Linked DNA regions of Homo sapiens: regions 2 and 3 are each linked to region 1. The links are chromatin loops, found by intact Hi-C in ENCODE. Cell type or tissue: ascending aorta. All regions are shown on one strand. Region 1 overlaps LOC105373960 (a long non-coding RNA gene). Region 2 holds the start of HES6 (hes family bHLH transcription factor 6). Region 3 overlaps UBE2F (ubiquitin conjugating enzyme E2 F (putative)).

What was found. Hi-C counts contacts between places; a loop is a spot of excess contacts. Peaks named below come from ENCODE experiments on the same cell type or tissue, not always from the same donor. Only the 100,000 strongest peaks of a DNase experiment are listed, where the experiment ranks them.
Region 2: a loop joins it to region 1, with 2.7 times the contacts of the local background. A loop is called at or near these places in 2 of 110 quality-filtered maps.
Region 3: a loop joins it to region 1, with 2.7 times the contacts of the local background. A loop is called at or near these places in 2 of 110 quality-filtered maps.

What each region holds. Positions count from the first base shown.
Region 1 is chr2:237,920,939-237,925,938 of GRCh38, forward strand. It overlaps LOC105373960 (a long non-coding RNA gene), which reads right to left. Exons shown (of 3, transcript XR_924046.3): 2 at 2,502-2,784; 3 at 1,948-2,119. Among named protein-coding and RNA genes, the nearest start is that of UBE2F-SCLY, 44 kb to the right of the region's middle. RefSeq lists a silencer at 2,785-2,994. In ascending aorta, a CTCF peak has its summit at 2,858; DNase peaks (open chromatin) are centred at 1,923 and 2,863; H3K4me3 peaks cover 1,011 bases; H3K27ac peaks cover 4,021 bases.
Region 2 is chr2:238,237,978-238,242,977 of GRCh38, forward strand. HES6 (hes family bHLH transcription factor 6) reads right to left here and starts at 2,061. Exons shown (of 4, transcript NM_018645.6): 1 at 1,848-2,061; 2 at 1,684-1,770; 3 at 1,510-1,591; 4 at 290-1,274. The coding sequence starts at 1,928. The coding sequence ends at 850. RefSeq lists enhancers at 492-1,060, 2,961-3,466, 3,467-3,972 and a silencer at 1,784-2,303. In ascending aorta, no CTCF peak of the experiment used is centred here; DNase peaks (open chromatin) are centred at 2,104, 2,945 and 4,874; H3K4me3 peaks cover 2,381 bases; H3K27ac peaks cover 3,071 bases.
Region 3 is chr2:237,994,643-237,999,642 of GRCh38, forward strand. It overlaps UBE2F (ubiquitin conjugating enzyme E2 F (putative)), which reads left to right. Exons shown (of 10, transcript NM_080678.3): 4 at 102-167. UBE2F-SCLY (UBE2F-SCLY readthrough (NMD candidate)) reads left to right here. Exons shown (of 19, transcript NR_037904.1): 4 at 102-167. Among named protein-coding and RNA genes, the nearest start is that of UBE2F, 30 kb to the left of the region's middle. In ascending aorta, no CTCF peak of the experiment used is centred here; a DNase peak (open chromatin) is centred at 1,899; H3K4me3 peaks cover 708 bases; H3K27ac peaks cover 4,456 bases.

The sequences.
Region 1 (5,000 bases):
GCCCTTCTGCACAGAAGGTCGGGTGAGTCAAAAGGAGAATAATCGGTGATCATAATGATAGGAAACGATCGAGTTTGGGGATTGTCTCCTCCTCCTCGGGCTCGGCTGAGGATAAAGCAGTGCAGTCGGAGTCTGCCCAAGCTGCTGCTATAACAGGCTGGGGACTTAAACAACAGAAGTGCGTTTCTCGCAGCTGTGGAGGCTGGAAGCCTGAGATCAAGGGGTCGGCAGGGTTGGTTCCTTCTGATGCCTCTCTTCTTGGCTTGTCATTTCCTCCCTGCCTCATATGGTCGTCTTTCTGTGCCTGCATCCTAATCTTTTTTTTTTCTTTTGAGACAGGGTCTCGCCCAGTCACCTAGGCTGGAGTGCAGTGGCGCAATCTCCGCTCGCTGCAGCCCCCACCTCCCGGGTTCAAGCAATTCTCCCACCTCAGCCTCCCAAGTAGCTGGGATTACAGGTGTGTGCCACCACGCTTGACTAATTTTTGTATTTTTAATAGAGATGGGGTTTCACCATGTTGGCCAGGCTGGTCTTGAACCCTTGACCTCAGGTGATCCACCCATATTGGCCTCCCAAAGTGCTGGGATTACAGGCATGAGCCACTGCACCTGGCCCTAATCTTCTCTTCTTATAAGGGCACAGTCACATTGGGTTAGGGCCCACCCAGTGACCTCATTTAACCTTAGTCACCTCTGTAAAGACCCTGGGTCCAAACCCAGTCACATTCTGAGGTACTGCTGGTTAGGACTTCAAGATGTGAAGTCACATTCTGAGGCAAGGACACAACTCAGCCAGGACAAGAGCCACTTCCCCAACCATAAAAGTGTCACCCAGGGCAGTGGGCTTTTCTACCTGACCCAACACAGCCAATTTAAGCTGGAATGGAATTAAAGTGTTGTAATTCACGTGAAAAGTCATGGAAAACGGCACTGCAGTAAGGCATTGGCTACGGAAACATCACAAGATTGAATAAAGACCTGCTTTGCATCAACGCACATCATGGCACGTTCTCATTGTGGGAAAATGTGGTTTAATGAGGGAGACACGGGGAGGGGCAGAAGACCTCAGGGAGATTCCAAAGAGGATTCCCAAGCAGGTGCATTCACGGGCATTGGTGAAAGGCAGCAGGGGCTTGTCATCCCGCTTCTGAAAAATGGGCAACTCTCCACTGATGCCTGTGTTCCCCCATGGGGGAGAGTGGGGGTGGAGAGGGCAGGACCGCCAAACCAGCCTGCCGGGGAAGGTGGGGGACAAGGGCAGGAGTGCAGCCTGGGCCTGCTTCCTGAGGCCAACAGATGCCACCCCTGCAATCCCAGCACTTTGGGAGGTCGAAGTGGGCAGATCGCCTGAGGCCAGGAGTTTGAGATCAGCCTGGGCAACACAGTGAGATCCTGTCCCTACTAAAAAAATTTTTTAAAATTGAGAGAGAGACAGATGTCTGCCGGCCAGCCTCACACAGCGGGCCAGGCCGGAGAAAGCAATGGAGGAACAGAAAGGCCCTGAGCCCCTATGAAGGGGCCCATCCCTGACCTCTGCTCTCCTAGTCTTCATCAGCCTGGAGGTTATGTCCATTTTGCAGTTAAGGAGATTGAGGCACAGGCAGGTGACAACACATGCCCAGTGTCCCTGAGCGCGGGTACTAGAGCCGGAATTGGAAGCCAGCTCTCCGACTCCAGGGCCCCCAGTTCGCTAATGAGTCTCTGCTGCCCTCAGCACAGGAGAGGGTACAACCATCAGGAGCTGGGATTGGAGGAGGGGAGGGCAAGGGAGGCTGTCTGCCTCCAGCCACGTGTGCACTCAGGTGACTCACACCTGAGTGTTTGCAACTCCGGGTACCATAAACCCAGTGGGCCACCCTCTGTGTGACTCATGCCCCCTCCTGCCCAAGTTCTCCCGGGGCCACCCCTGCCCTGGAGGAGTGCCCAACACAGCAGCTGTCATGGCCGATCTCCTGGGAAACCCACCTGGCAGAGCCCAGCCCAGGGAGCCCCACGGGATGCTCTGGTTCTCCTCAGCACTCTCTCTGGCCGATCAGGTTCAAGGACAGCTCTCAGTCTTACCCGGGAGAAGAAACTGGGGCACCTCCTGTTTTCTCCGCTCTGCGTCTCAGCAGGGTTTGCTGAAAGGAGAGCTGCGTCTGCAAGTCCTGCACCTGTTTTGTAAGCCTCACCTGTGCTTCCTGGGGATGGAGTCCTGCCCTGGCCCGCTGTTCCCCAGGAAGGCTGGCAAGCTCAGCCCCCCAGCCAGGACAAGTTGTGGGAAAACCCTGGGAACATAAGGCCACCCAGCTGAGTGAGGAATCTCTGTGTGTCCCCAGAGCACAGCTCAGTCCCCAGCCCATCACAAGCTGGCCCCACGGGCAGAGCACCCTCCCACAGCCCCACTGCCCCTGCTGTCACGTTCCTGCAGCCCTGCAGCCCACCCAAGACTGCCAGGGGACCCTCCTTTCCTCCCAGCCCCCTGATTTTTAATTAAAAAACAATGATTTCCCAAACTGGTACCAATAAGCAGTGAATTCCTGTTGACGAGTTTGGAGGGGACTTTCCTAGTTCATAGAGTCCACGGTTTTAAAAAGATCACTGCTGTCTAGTTTTCCGGTCCTGGCCCCGTGGAAGGTCACGCGCAGCTGAAAATAATTTTCTGGATCAGGAAACAGGCCAGACTGACGCGTGCCCAGGCGGTTCCCTTGCTGGCCGTGGAAGACATCTGGCGGACACCTGGCTGCAGAGGCTCGACTTGGAGTCCAGCTGGGGCTCAACTAGGCTCGCTGGAGGGCAGGGGACCCTGGAAAGAAAACAGGGGCGCAGCTTGCCCTGTGGACCCGGGGCTGCCCAGCGCGATGACACGGGACCGCACGGCCCGCAGGACCCCAGACGCCCGCTAGGGGCGCGCGCGAGCCAGGGGAGCCACGAGGGCCCTGCGGGGAGCGAGCCCGGCAGCCCCGCCCAGGACGCCATGAGTTCTCCTGCTCTTACTCCCCTCCCTTTTTTTCTATCTTTTGTTTTTCTTCTTTTCTTTTCTTTTCTTTTCTTTTCTTTTCTTTTCTTTTCTTTTCTTTTCTTTTCTTTTCTTTTCTTTTCTTTTCTCTCTCTTCTCCTTTTTTTCCCTTTCCTTTCCTTTTTCTCCTTTTCTTTTAAACAAAAAGCATAGTCACATGTACAGCACAGAACAGCCAAAGAACATCTAATGCCTAGCACGTGGTACTGAAAAAAACTATTCATTGGCGTCATTAATTGTAAATAAATGTGACATACACTTCATCAGCCAATCCTCTATTGTTAGACATGAAGCTTGTTACCAATTTCCCCCTATTTCTTGTCACCTTCTTTTATTATACAAGTACATTGTAGAAAACACAGGTAAAAAAGGCCGGGCGCGGTGGCTCACACTTGTAATCCCAGTACTTTGGGGGCCAAGGCGGGCAGATCGCGAGGTCAGGAGATCGAGACCAGACTGGCCAACACGGTGAAATCTCGTCTCTACTAAAAACACAAAAATTACCTGGGCATGGTGGCATGCGCCATGTAGCCTGTAATCCCAGCTACGCGGGAGGCTGAGGCAGGAGAATCGTTTGAACCCTGGAAGCCGAGGTTGCCGTGAGCCGAGATTGCGCCATTGCACTCCAGTGCAGACAGAGCGAAACTCGGTCTCAAAAAACAAAGCAAAAAGAATAAAAAGCAAATGCAGGTAAACAAACCGTCTTAATTCCAACCATTCAGATAATCTTTAACATACATTTTGGCATTAATTTATACTTAAGTACATAGATGATAGACAGATAGATGCTTGTATTAAAAAAAAAAAAGGGGGGGCTTGCTGGGCGCGGTGGCTACACCTGTAATCCCAGCACTCTGGGAGGCTGAAGTGGGCAGATCACTTGAGTTCAGGAGTTCGAGACCAACCTAGCCAATATGATGAAACCCCGTCTCTACTAAAAATGCAAAAATTAGCTGGGTCTGGTGGTGCATGCCTGTAGTCCCATCTACTCAGGAGGCTGAGGTGAGAGAATCGCTGGAACCCAGGAGGCAGAATTCGCAGTGAGCCAAGATTGTGACACTGCACTGCAGCCTGGGCAACAGAGGGAGACTCTGTTTCAAAAATAATAATAATTATTAATTAATTAATTAAAATGGCCTCATACTCTTTTGTAAATGGCTTTATCAATTTAAAAATTACTTTTTTTAGAAAATGACTACACATTTTTTATAAGCTCTGAAGGGCAGGGGTTTCATCTGTTTGTTTACATTTTTATTAATTACTTTTTTTTTGAGACAGAGTCTCACTCTGTCACCCTGGCTGGAGTGCAGTGGCACTATCTCGGCTCACTGCAACCTCCACCTCCCGGGTTCATGCAATTCTCCTGCCTCAGCCTCCCAAGTAGCTGGGATTATAGGCGCCTGCCACCACGCCCGGCTAACTTTCGTATTTTTAGTAGAGACAGGGTTTCACCTTCTTGGCCAGGCTGGTTTCCAACTCCTGACCTCAAGCGATCCGCCCGCCTTGGACTCCCAAAGTGCTGGGATTACAGGTGTGAGCCACTGTGCCTGGCCTGTTTTGTTTATTGCTATTTATAAATAACGCTCTGATGTGCACTTCCATAATACAAATGTTTAGAAATAGAATATTTGGGTCAAGGAGATCCCTAGGCTCTGCGTAGCTGTTGCCATATCCCTCGCGCATGTTTGCATCTCCCCGACACACCAGTATTGATGCAAGTTTCTGCTTACTCCAGTACTTTAGCCAGAACTTTAGCCAGAACTGGGTATTAACTTTAACAGCTGGATCAGGAAAAGATGCTCCCAACTGCAGTTTTCATTACACACATCTGATTACAGCAAGGCCAATGTTTTCCCCACGGGTGTGGTCATAGGAAGTCTTCTTTGGTGAATTACTGCACAGGCCTGTGGCCCATGTATAAGTTATGACACTCTTCATAACAGCAGTCTGCCCCCGCAAGTTTAGGAACTTATGCACAAAAGGCCCCTGTTTTCTTGAGTATT
Region 2 (5,000 bases), 320 kb after region 1:
CTATTGCTGAGTTACCCTGGAGACAAGCCTCATGCAAACAAACTCCTTCTCCAGGACACACAATGCCCAAGAACAGGCTGGGTCTGAGGACCTGCCTAGCATGGGGGGCAGAAGCACTGCCTGCTGCAGAGACAGCCACGGAGTGCATCCCCACCACCATCACACTGCTCACTCTGCTGAGAAAGGGTGAGGTTTTAAAGGACATTCACCAGCCTCAGATGCAGGGGAAATGTGCTTAGTTTAGCATTTACATATCTTGACACAGTAATGACACATCACTCAACAATACTTCAAGGGTAACTAACTCCAAAATTCTTTATTTAGTAAAATTGTCACATTTGATGTCAATGGAATACACAAACTCAAGTGTGCTACAAACAAGATGTACAGAGCATCACAGCTCTGGGCAGTGCAGCTCAGTGCACCTGCCTCTCATCTCCCCGCTGAAGTGGCAAGTTCAAGCTTTTGTTTAGCCCAGGGCTGCCTGGAACACTAGTGCCCAGCACCATTTCTGCCACCTCTGCCCCCAGAGCCCGCACAGGGCTGGTGAAGCCTGGGTGGGTGAACCTGGGAGAGCGCTGGCAGCTCTACAAAATTCTTCCTCCTGCCCGTAGCTCCCTCCCTCCACCCACTCCAGAGCTGCAGGGTCCCTAAAAGTTTCTTAAGAAACGGGGCTGGGGCCTGACTGGGCTGGTTACCAGGGGCTGCCCTGCAAGCCATCCATCAGAGGAGGGAGGGAAGACCTGGGAGACTTCCAGGGCCCTACCCCACCACATCTGAACCCCTGGGAGGAGGGAGGAGATCCAGGGAGGGCCGGGCCCACCCCCGCAGGACTCTGGCTGGCATTGGTCACCAAGGCCTCCAGACACTCCGGGCAATTTGGGCTGTGGTCAGGCTGCCCAGGGCTGCGGGCACCAAGTCGGGCCCCTCAGCAGGAGCCTGACTCAGTTCAGCCTCAGGGGCCTCCTCCAGGTCGGAGCACAGGTCGTCCCCAGGACCCGGGGGGCTGGGTATTGGGGATCCCGGAGCGCCCCCCGCAGGCCAGCCACTCCGTCCAGGGGCTCTAGGTGGCCCCGCCAGGGCGTCCCCCAGCAGATCCTGGAAGCTGCTGCCCTCACGCAGCGGCATGGACTCGAGCAGATGGTTCAGGAGCTCGGCAGCGACGGTAGCGTCGATGGCCTGGCACGTGGACACGAACGTGTGCACCTCGTGCATGCACTGGATGTAGCCGGCAGCGAAGCGCTCGCTCGCTTCCGCCTGCAGCTGCTCGCGCTCTGGGCCCGAGGGTGGGAGGGAGAGAGCCGCGTCCCGCGCGGTGAGCGGCGACTGCGTGGCCCAGCCCACCCGGCCCGCGGGGACGCGGCTCACCCAGGAGACGCGGGGGCGCACCCTGCTCCGGTGGGAGCCCTCGCCGCCGACAGGACAGGGGCGCCGGGAGGGAAGTCCTCCGTCTGGCAGGGGTTACAGGCGCCCGCGGCCGGCGCCCCCGCCCGCCCCGCCGCCACTCACCGCGCGCCCGGCCCCGCAGCACACCCTGGACCCGCCGCACCGTCAGCTCCAGCACTTCGGCGTTCTCCAGCTTGGCCTGCACCTGCGCGGGCGGGAAGGGCGGTGAGCCGGCAGCGCGCTCCCGGACCCGCCCGCCCGCCCCGCAGCCCCACGGCGCCTGCCCGGCCGCCGCACCTCGGCGCCCGCCAGCAGCAGCCGCAGCTCCTGCAGGCTCTCGTTGATCCGCGCGCGCCGCTTCTTCTCCACCAGGGGCTTCCGGGCCTGCGGGGAGCGGGGCACTGAATCCCAGCCCCGCACGGCCTCCCGCCCGCTTGCTCGCCCATGGCCCCGGCCCGCACCTTGCGGTCCCCTCGCGTCTCCCAGCCGTCCTCATCCTCACGGCCCACACGGTCCCGGCCAGGCGCCGCGGGTGGCGCCATGCCCGCTCCGCCGGGGACGCGGCAGGGGCTAGGAGCAGCGGGGACGGGGAGCGGCGGGGACCGGAGTGCCGGCGCCCTCCGCTGCCCCGCGGCCGCCCAGCAGCAGCCCAGCCGTCCGCGCTCCTCGCGGCTTCCGGCCCGCCGCGGTCCCGCCCCTTTTATAGCCGCTTATTTGCATCTCAATGCGCCGATTGGCCGCGCGGGCCCGGGGCGGCCGACCGCGAGGCGCGCTGCAGCCAATCGGGGCAGCGCGCTTTGTCCGGCCCAGCGGCTCTGGCGGTCGGGCAGCTGGCTGAGCTAGGCGGGGCCCCCAGCCCGGCCTTCCCTAGACCCCCGCGGGGGCGGCACCGGGGCGGCGACCCCGGGTAGCTGCGGCCCTGCCCGCGCTTGTTTCTCTCCGTCTGCTGCTCTAGGACCACTGATCTGCCGCGCGTGCGAGCAGGCGTCCACCCGTCCGTCCGTCCGTCCGTCCACTCATTCATTCACCCATTAATTCATTCATTTCCCTCCTTCGCCGATGGCGCCTCCAGAGTTGAGCGCTGGGGCCACTGGCCCCAGGAGATGCGTCCCTGGTGTGCAGAGCCACAGTCAAGTCCGCGGTCTCTGGACCTAGAGGGGTTTCAGGTCCCGGCTGGGGTGGCTGCCAAGCCCCGGGGAGGCAGGGTCCATTGGGCAGCGGTGGCGGGGCGGCCCCTGAGTTTCTTCCGGACTCGTCCAGACGCCGGGCCGGACCCCCGACGCCGCCCTCCGCCAGCACTGGAGTCCTAGTGGGGCGGGGTCCCGGGTGCTCCCGCCCGCGCCGCTCTCCCCCTGGGCTCTGCGGGTCACCAGCCCCGCCCCCCTCTGAGCTCCCCCATCTCCCTCTAGTCCCCTTTGGCCCCCGGGGCCCCCTCCCTCCCTTCCACTGCCCCCCGCCCGCCTCCCTCCTCCCCTCCTCGTCCTCCGCGCCCCGCCTCCCAGGCCCGCCGAAGCTGCCGTCTGGTCCTGTAACTTGATGCCCGTGACAGTTGGCAGCTGCGGCCGCTTCGGCGGAGAAAAGCGAGAAAAGCGGCGGCCGCGCCAAGAGCGACAGGTGTTGGCCGCGCCTTTGTCTCGCACCCTTTGTCCGGCGGGCAGGCGGCGGGCGCTTGTCCCGGCCAGACGCCCGCGACTCCCCCATCGCGGCGGGCCGCCCATCTGCTGGGTTCCTCTTGGCCGCGGGCGGGGTGCGTGGGCGGTGGGGCCGCGCCCTCGGGCAGCGTCCTGGGGACCCCTGCCCGGCTCCTGCCCCGGCGTCAGTCCAGACGCTGTGTGGAGGAGCCGGAACGGGAGACGCCTTCTCGGACCCCAGCCGGCCGACTACCAGCCTGCCCCGCACAGCACCTGCCTTCCTCAGTCCCCACTACTCACCCGGGCTGGGATCGTCAGGGTCTGTTCTGAGCCCCTCCAGGCTATAAGCGTCCCTGGACAAGGGCACAGTCTGACCTAGGACCCCCTGTCCACCTCCCCGCACCCCCAGCAGAGCCTGGCCTCACAGAAGCGCTGGTAGGTAGGGAAGGTGAGGGGTGGCCCTGGCAGGATGGGCTGGAAGGCCGCGTGGGAGGGGAACATCACGGGACCGCAGCAGCTGAGCGGAGCGGCAGGACTAGGCTGCAGACCGACCGCCCCACTGCCCCTAGAGAGGTCTGACAGGCCTCCCATGGCCCCTTTACTTGCGCCTCTCCACCAGAGGGACCCCTGCAGGCTTCCTGCTGGGTGAGTTTGGTGAGAGGTTTGAAAGCTCCCAAAGTCACCTCACTGACCTCTGTAATTACCTGGGACCCCCTCCCGCTGGCTCCCAACTGTCCCTGCTCTGGCTCTTGGTTGCTCTATGAGCAGGGTCCTGAGACTTCCCCCAGCCCAGCATCACTCACCTGGGTGTGAAACTACCGCTTTACTTCACACACTCCCCACCTGCCCAGTAGTGGGGCTGGCAGGGTGGGGCTGGAGTGGTGGATCCCAAGGAAGTGGATTATTAGCCTGTGACTTTACTCTCCTTCACCACTTAGACATCACCCCAGGGAAGGAGAACCTCCACTCCCCCAAGTGGCTACAATGACATTTCCACTACTTCGAGAAACTGTGATAGGGAAAAATAAACTCACTGATATTTCCTGTACTCCCAAGTTTGCAAACTGATTTACACTCCTCTCATTATCCAAACGAACAAGGCCAAGTAGATGTTTTAGGATGCTCTCATCCTAAAACATCTGCTTTATGTTAGGCAATTTATATTGCAACAGGATGATCAGGGCCCCAAAAGAGGACTTTGGGTAAAGCCTGACTGAACACTTGATTGGATGGGGAACTGGATTTGAGGGGCAAGGAGGACATGATAAAGGCAAATGGTGCAAGCAAAAAAAAAGAAAGAAAAGCAACTAGGAACTCTAGGAAAAACAAAAAGCTTCCCAAGAAATGTAATCTTAGCACATTACTTGGCTCAGGAGACAATTTTCACAGTCACAACAATGTAACAGTGTTCATAGGGTTTTAACATTTAGAATTAATCTATACAGAAGGCAAGGAAGGATTGTTTATGGTTATGGGACATGATATAAAGTTGACCTTGTAAAAACAAAAGGACAGGTGATAGGAGTTATGAGAGAGGAGGCTAAAGGGAGGACTAGGGACCTCAAAAGCCTTGTCTGACAGTGGAGTGGGTGGAGGGTTGAGGAATGCTGTCTAGAGTTGAGGGAGGGAGAAATTAAGCACTGGGATATGCCTCGGTGTGACCAAGGATCCTACAGGGAAAAGAGCTTAAGTAGAGAAGGCTGTACATCAGCAAAATCCTTCTTGGTTGGACTGGAAGTTGCCCAAGGTCCCCTCTGCAAGGTCAGCTTCAATTCCCTTTAGCGGTGCACTGGCCAGCTGGCATGGCCTTTTTGTCCCAGAAGCCTGGCCTATCTTGAGGTCACCAAGCCCTCCCTCCCTCCTTCACAGCAGCCTCCCCTAGCCAACACTTCCTGCCATTTGTCCCTTGGGCCAGTCCTGCCTTCAAAGTTTGCCTGAGTATGGACTTCCTGAGCATTTGAGTCCTTTGATCCCCCTAGAGCC
Region 3 (5,000 bases), 74 kb after region 1:
TCCCTGTAGCACCGCTAACTTTACACGTGTTCAAAGGTTAGCGTCAACATATGGACTGCTGCTCACTGCCAGACCTTCCTGATGTGCTGTTTCTTTTGCAGGTACATGTAAAGTGCATTTTCCTGATCCAAACAAGCTTCATTGTTTTCAGCTAACAGTAACCCCAGGTAATATTCTTACATAAGTATTAAAGTGATTTCAAACAGCGAATTATAAAGGCTGCCCAAACCTGTAATCTTTGCTTTGGTTTGTCCTCTAGCTTTTAAAAGATTAACACATTAATAACAATTTCATATGAAGATAAGATATATACTTCATAGTGAATGAAATAAAGCATATTAAAGTGAATTTGAGGCATTCAGTGTACACTCTCAATAATGATGTATAAATATAACTAAAGTTAATGACAGCTGAGGCAGTTGGTGTATAGTGAAGAGTGTGGGCTCTGAAGTCATAAGTGGGTTCCAATCCTTTTCCCTTACGTAGGAATAGTGTGACCTTGGTTAAGTTGCTTAACCTTTTAGCCACAGCCTGCCTATCTACAAAGTGGGATCAAATAGGACCTATCTCATAGGACAGTTGTGGGGATTAAACAGATAGTGTGGGTAAAGCACTTAAGCCCAGGGTCTGGCACACAGAAGCAGACAGAAGATTACCAGCTGTCCTCAGTAAGACGGATAAGTGTCTAATCCCTAAGCTGCCCCAGCATGGCAACATATTTCTTCTTGGTCAAAGTGACAGCAAGAGGAGGACTTGTATATTTTCTAGTTACAATGCAGCTCCAAGAGCTGCAGATTCCCACACTTCACAACCCACTGGTGTTTATGTTGGACAGTGGGTGGCAACCGGTCGATGCTGTTGTGGGGAATTAACAAGAGGGAAGGACGTTTGGTGGTGGAAATATAGGGTGTTATTTTATTTGGGGGATGGAAAGGTAGTGAGAAACTGAGAATTATTAGTCACTAGCTAATTAAAATGTGGAAAAGAATACAGGATTTTGGTAGGTGGCAATGAACCCACAAATAAGTCCCGGCCTTGTCTCTCTGTAGGTAGGATGGGCTTTTTCTGTGGAAGATGTTTGATAATAATAGCACAAGAAATCCTGGTTTCAAAATATCAAAATATGCTTGAAACCTTAAAAAAAATTCTATTTTATCTATGTGATGGTTCCACAAAGGGCTCTGGAAGTATAAATCAGTCTGATACTGATTCTTCTAAGATAAGGAGAGTACTTGGGTATAGGAGTTAATACTAGAACATCATCATTATGTATATATTTTTCTTTTCTTTCTTGTTTTTTCTATTAGCTGTACTTTATGCCAAATAGAACACCATCATTAGAAAGCAGAGTGTTCCACATGCCTGACATCTATAGATAAATGTAGTGAAGGGCTTTAAACTGTGAAATGATGAAAACTCTAACGATCCTTTGGCTGCCTTCCTAAAACACATTGCATATTGTGCTGTTTTTTACGAGAGGTATTGAGCACACTCTAATGCTTTCTTGGTGACTCAAGGTCACTGCTATGGACATCATTTACTATTCTGTTAAGTAATGTAGGGTATTCTCAGAAATCATTGTAGTGATTAAGATTGGTTCTCTGTTTACTAATTTCAGACTTGTGTGTTTATAGTAAAATATTTTCTTTCATCTGCCTTTCTAGGGCATTTTCAATGGCTATCAGGGATTCTGTGGCTCTGCCCATCCCAAGCATGGGCTTTGTGGTCCTTGGCCACTCAAAGATGTTTGTTGATTTTTCCAGGCTCTTTACTGTCATGTGATTGGGTTTCTGGCAAGTCTGGATAAATGTTTCTTCCCCGCCTCCCCTCCGCGTTTTTTTTTTTTTTTTGAGACCAAGTCTCACTCTGCCACCCAGGCTGGAGTGCAGTGACGCAATCTCGGGCTCACTGCAACCTTCGCCTTCCGGGTTCAAGTGATTCTCCTGCCTCAGCCTCCTGAGTAGCTGGGATTACAGGCATGCGCCACCATGCCCAGCTAATTTTTGTATTTTTAGTAGAGATGGGATTTCACTGTGTTGGCCAGGCTAGTCTCAAACTCCTAACCTCAGGTGATCTGCCAGCCTCGGCTTCCCAAAGTGCTGGGATTACAGGTGTGAGCCACTGCGCCCAGCCCCCCTTATTTTTTAACTGAAATTTTTTACTGAATCACTTTAATGTTGTGATTATTGTATATATGACAGCATCTTTGATGTTGGTCTTAGAATTGTCCTTGAAAATGGAGCATAATTGTTACAGTTTTTGTACTCACTGTTCTATCAGATTAAAAAGTAACCTGTGGCTGGGCCCGGTGGCTCATGCCTGTAATTCCCGCACTTTGGGAGGCCCAGGTGGGTGGATCACTTGAGGTCAGGAGTTCGAGACCAGCCAGGCCAACATAGTGAAACCTCGTTTCTACTAAACATACAAAAAAATTAGCCCGGTGTGGTGGTGGTGCGTGCCTGTAATCCCAGCTACTCAGGAGGCTGAGGCAGGAGAATTGCTTGAACCCAGGGGGTGGAGGTTGCAGTGAGCTGAGATTGGCCCAGTGCACTCCAGCCTGAGCGACAGAGCTGTCTCAAAAAAAATAAAAAAAATAAATAAAAAGTAACTTGTGTCTTGGTACCTGTAAATACTTAATGCCTGAATATTCATATTTTTAATAAGTGTACTTCAGGGACATTAACATTGAGCTGTGCACAGCATGCTTTTTAGATACTGTGTATATGCCCTTATTTTGTGATGTCTGTGAATTAGAAAGCTGTGGTGATGCCTGCCCTTTGATTATTAAGAGAAGTGTGGCCGAGATATGCCAACCGGAAAAACTTGCTTCATATCATGGTTTTTAAAAAAAATTTTAGAATCCTGCTCCTCTTCATATTGAAAACAAATTACAGTGATATGTCTAAGTTGTGAAGTTTTAACAATATATGAAATAAAATGATTTTGAAATGGACTCATTTGTAGCCAGTAATCCTGGAGCTAGGGCTGAAAACTCACTAATATCTATGATCTGGGGGTTAGAATGGTCAAGAGTGGAAGAATTGCGTCTGCATTTTCAGCTCACACCTCTTTATCTGGCTCCTGTTCACACTTGCTAACATTTTGATAGTTTTGTTTGCTTTTGGAGTGGTTGCTCATGCTTGGGAATAAATACACTCTTTAGAGAAAAACATGGAAATGTAATTTGGTGATGGGGAAAAGAAAGGGACCGAATTTAGAAAAAAAGCGTCCACATCATCTCGCAAAACAAGAAAAAGTAGTAATAAGTGAAATGAAACAAAACAAAAACGTAAAAGATAGCCTGAAATATCCCGTGGAGGCTTCTGTGAAGTTAGTGGGACAGTTTGAAAAACTGGACCTGTTCAGTGAGTGGCCTGGCTGACATGTTGATGAAGGTCACCTCAGCCTGCCCTGCTGTGATGGTGGTGATGGTTTTAGGCTGAAGGGAACATGGCTTTAAGTAACAATGACAATTTTTTAAATTTAAATTAAAAATTTTATAATCAGTTTTACTGAGGTATAAAATTATAAACAATAAAATGTACTAATTTGAAATGTATAGCTTACATTTGGAAAATGTATACACATATGTAACCATAACCCCAATAAAGATGAAAAACATTTCCATCATTCCCAAAGTTTCCTTCTGCCTCTTTGCAGCCAGTTCCTTGCCCCCTACACCACCATCCAAAATTCCTTTCTGATTTTTATTTCCATAAATTAGTTTTTCTTGTTCTTGAATTTTTTATATGTAAATGGAATCTTATATATGTACTCTTTGTCTCTGACTTCTTTCACTTAACATAGTTTTAAATTTACACATGTTGTGTGAATCAGTAGTTTATTCCCTTTTTATGGAATTTTAATGAATATGTCATAATTTATCTTCCTAGTGATAGACATTTGAGTAGTTTCTAGGTTTTGGCTAGTATCAATAAACCAAAAGCTATGAGGTTTGACTGCCGTGAGCTTTTTTTTTTTTTTTTACAAGCTTTTCGTGTTCATAGTTTTCCTTTCTCTTTAATTCTACCTAAGAGTGGAATTTTTGAGTCATAGGAAAGATAACATGTTTAACCTTTTAAGAAACTTTCCACTGTGGTTGTGCCATACCCTGACCAGCACTGTATGAGAAGTTTCCATTGTTCTACACATATATCAACATTTGGGTGTGAAATGGTATATCATTGGGGTTTTTATTTGCATTTCCCAGTGACAGATGATGTAGAGTATCTTTTCATGTATTTACGGGCCATTTATACATCGTCCTTTCTGAAGTGCCCCAGTCTTTTGCCCTAAAAAAACTTTTTATTTTGTGCTGTGGTCTGAATACAAGTCTTTTGTCAGATGCATGAGCTGCAGATATTTTCTCCCATTCTGTGACTTTTCTGCTCATTTTTAAAAATGCTGTCTTTTGTTGAGGAGGAATTTCTTTTATTTATTTATTTATTTTTTTTTTTTGAGACAGAGTCTCGCTCTGTCACCCAGGCTGGAGTGCAGTGGTGCAACTTCACCTCACTGAAATCTCTGCCTCCCAGATTCAGGCGATTCTCAGGCCTCAGCCTCTTTTACTTAACGTAATGTTTTTGAGTTTCATCCATTGTAGTTTTAGTAGAGACGGGGTTTTGCTGTGTTGGCCAGGATGGTCTCAAACTCTTGACCTCAAGTGATCCGCCCACCCTGGCCTCCCAAAGTGCTGAGATTACTGCCATGAGCCACCACATGTGGCTGAAGTTTTAATTTTTATGATGTGCAGTTTATCAGTTTTTTAATGGTTTGTGCCTTTTATGTCCTGTCCAGAAATTTTTGCTTACCTGAAACTTATAAATATATGCTCCTATGTTTTTTTCCTAGAAGCTTTAGGATGGTAGGTTTTATGTTAAGGTCCATCAGCCATCTTGAATTGATTTTTGTATGTGGAGTAAGACAGAGGTTGAGATTTACTTTATCTATCTAGATATCCAGCTGTTTCAATGAAAAGACTTTCCTTTCTTCATTGAATT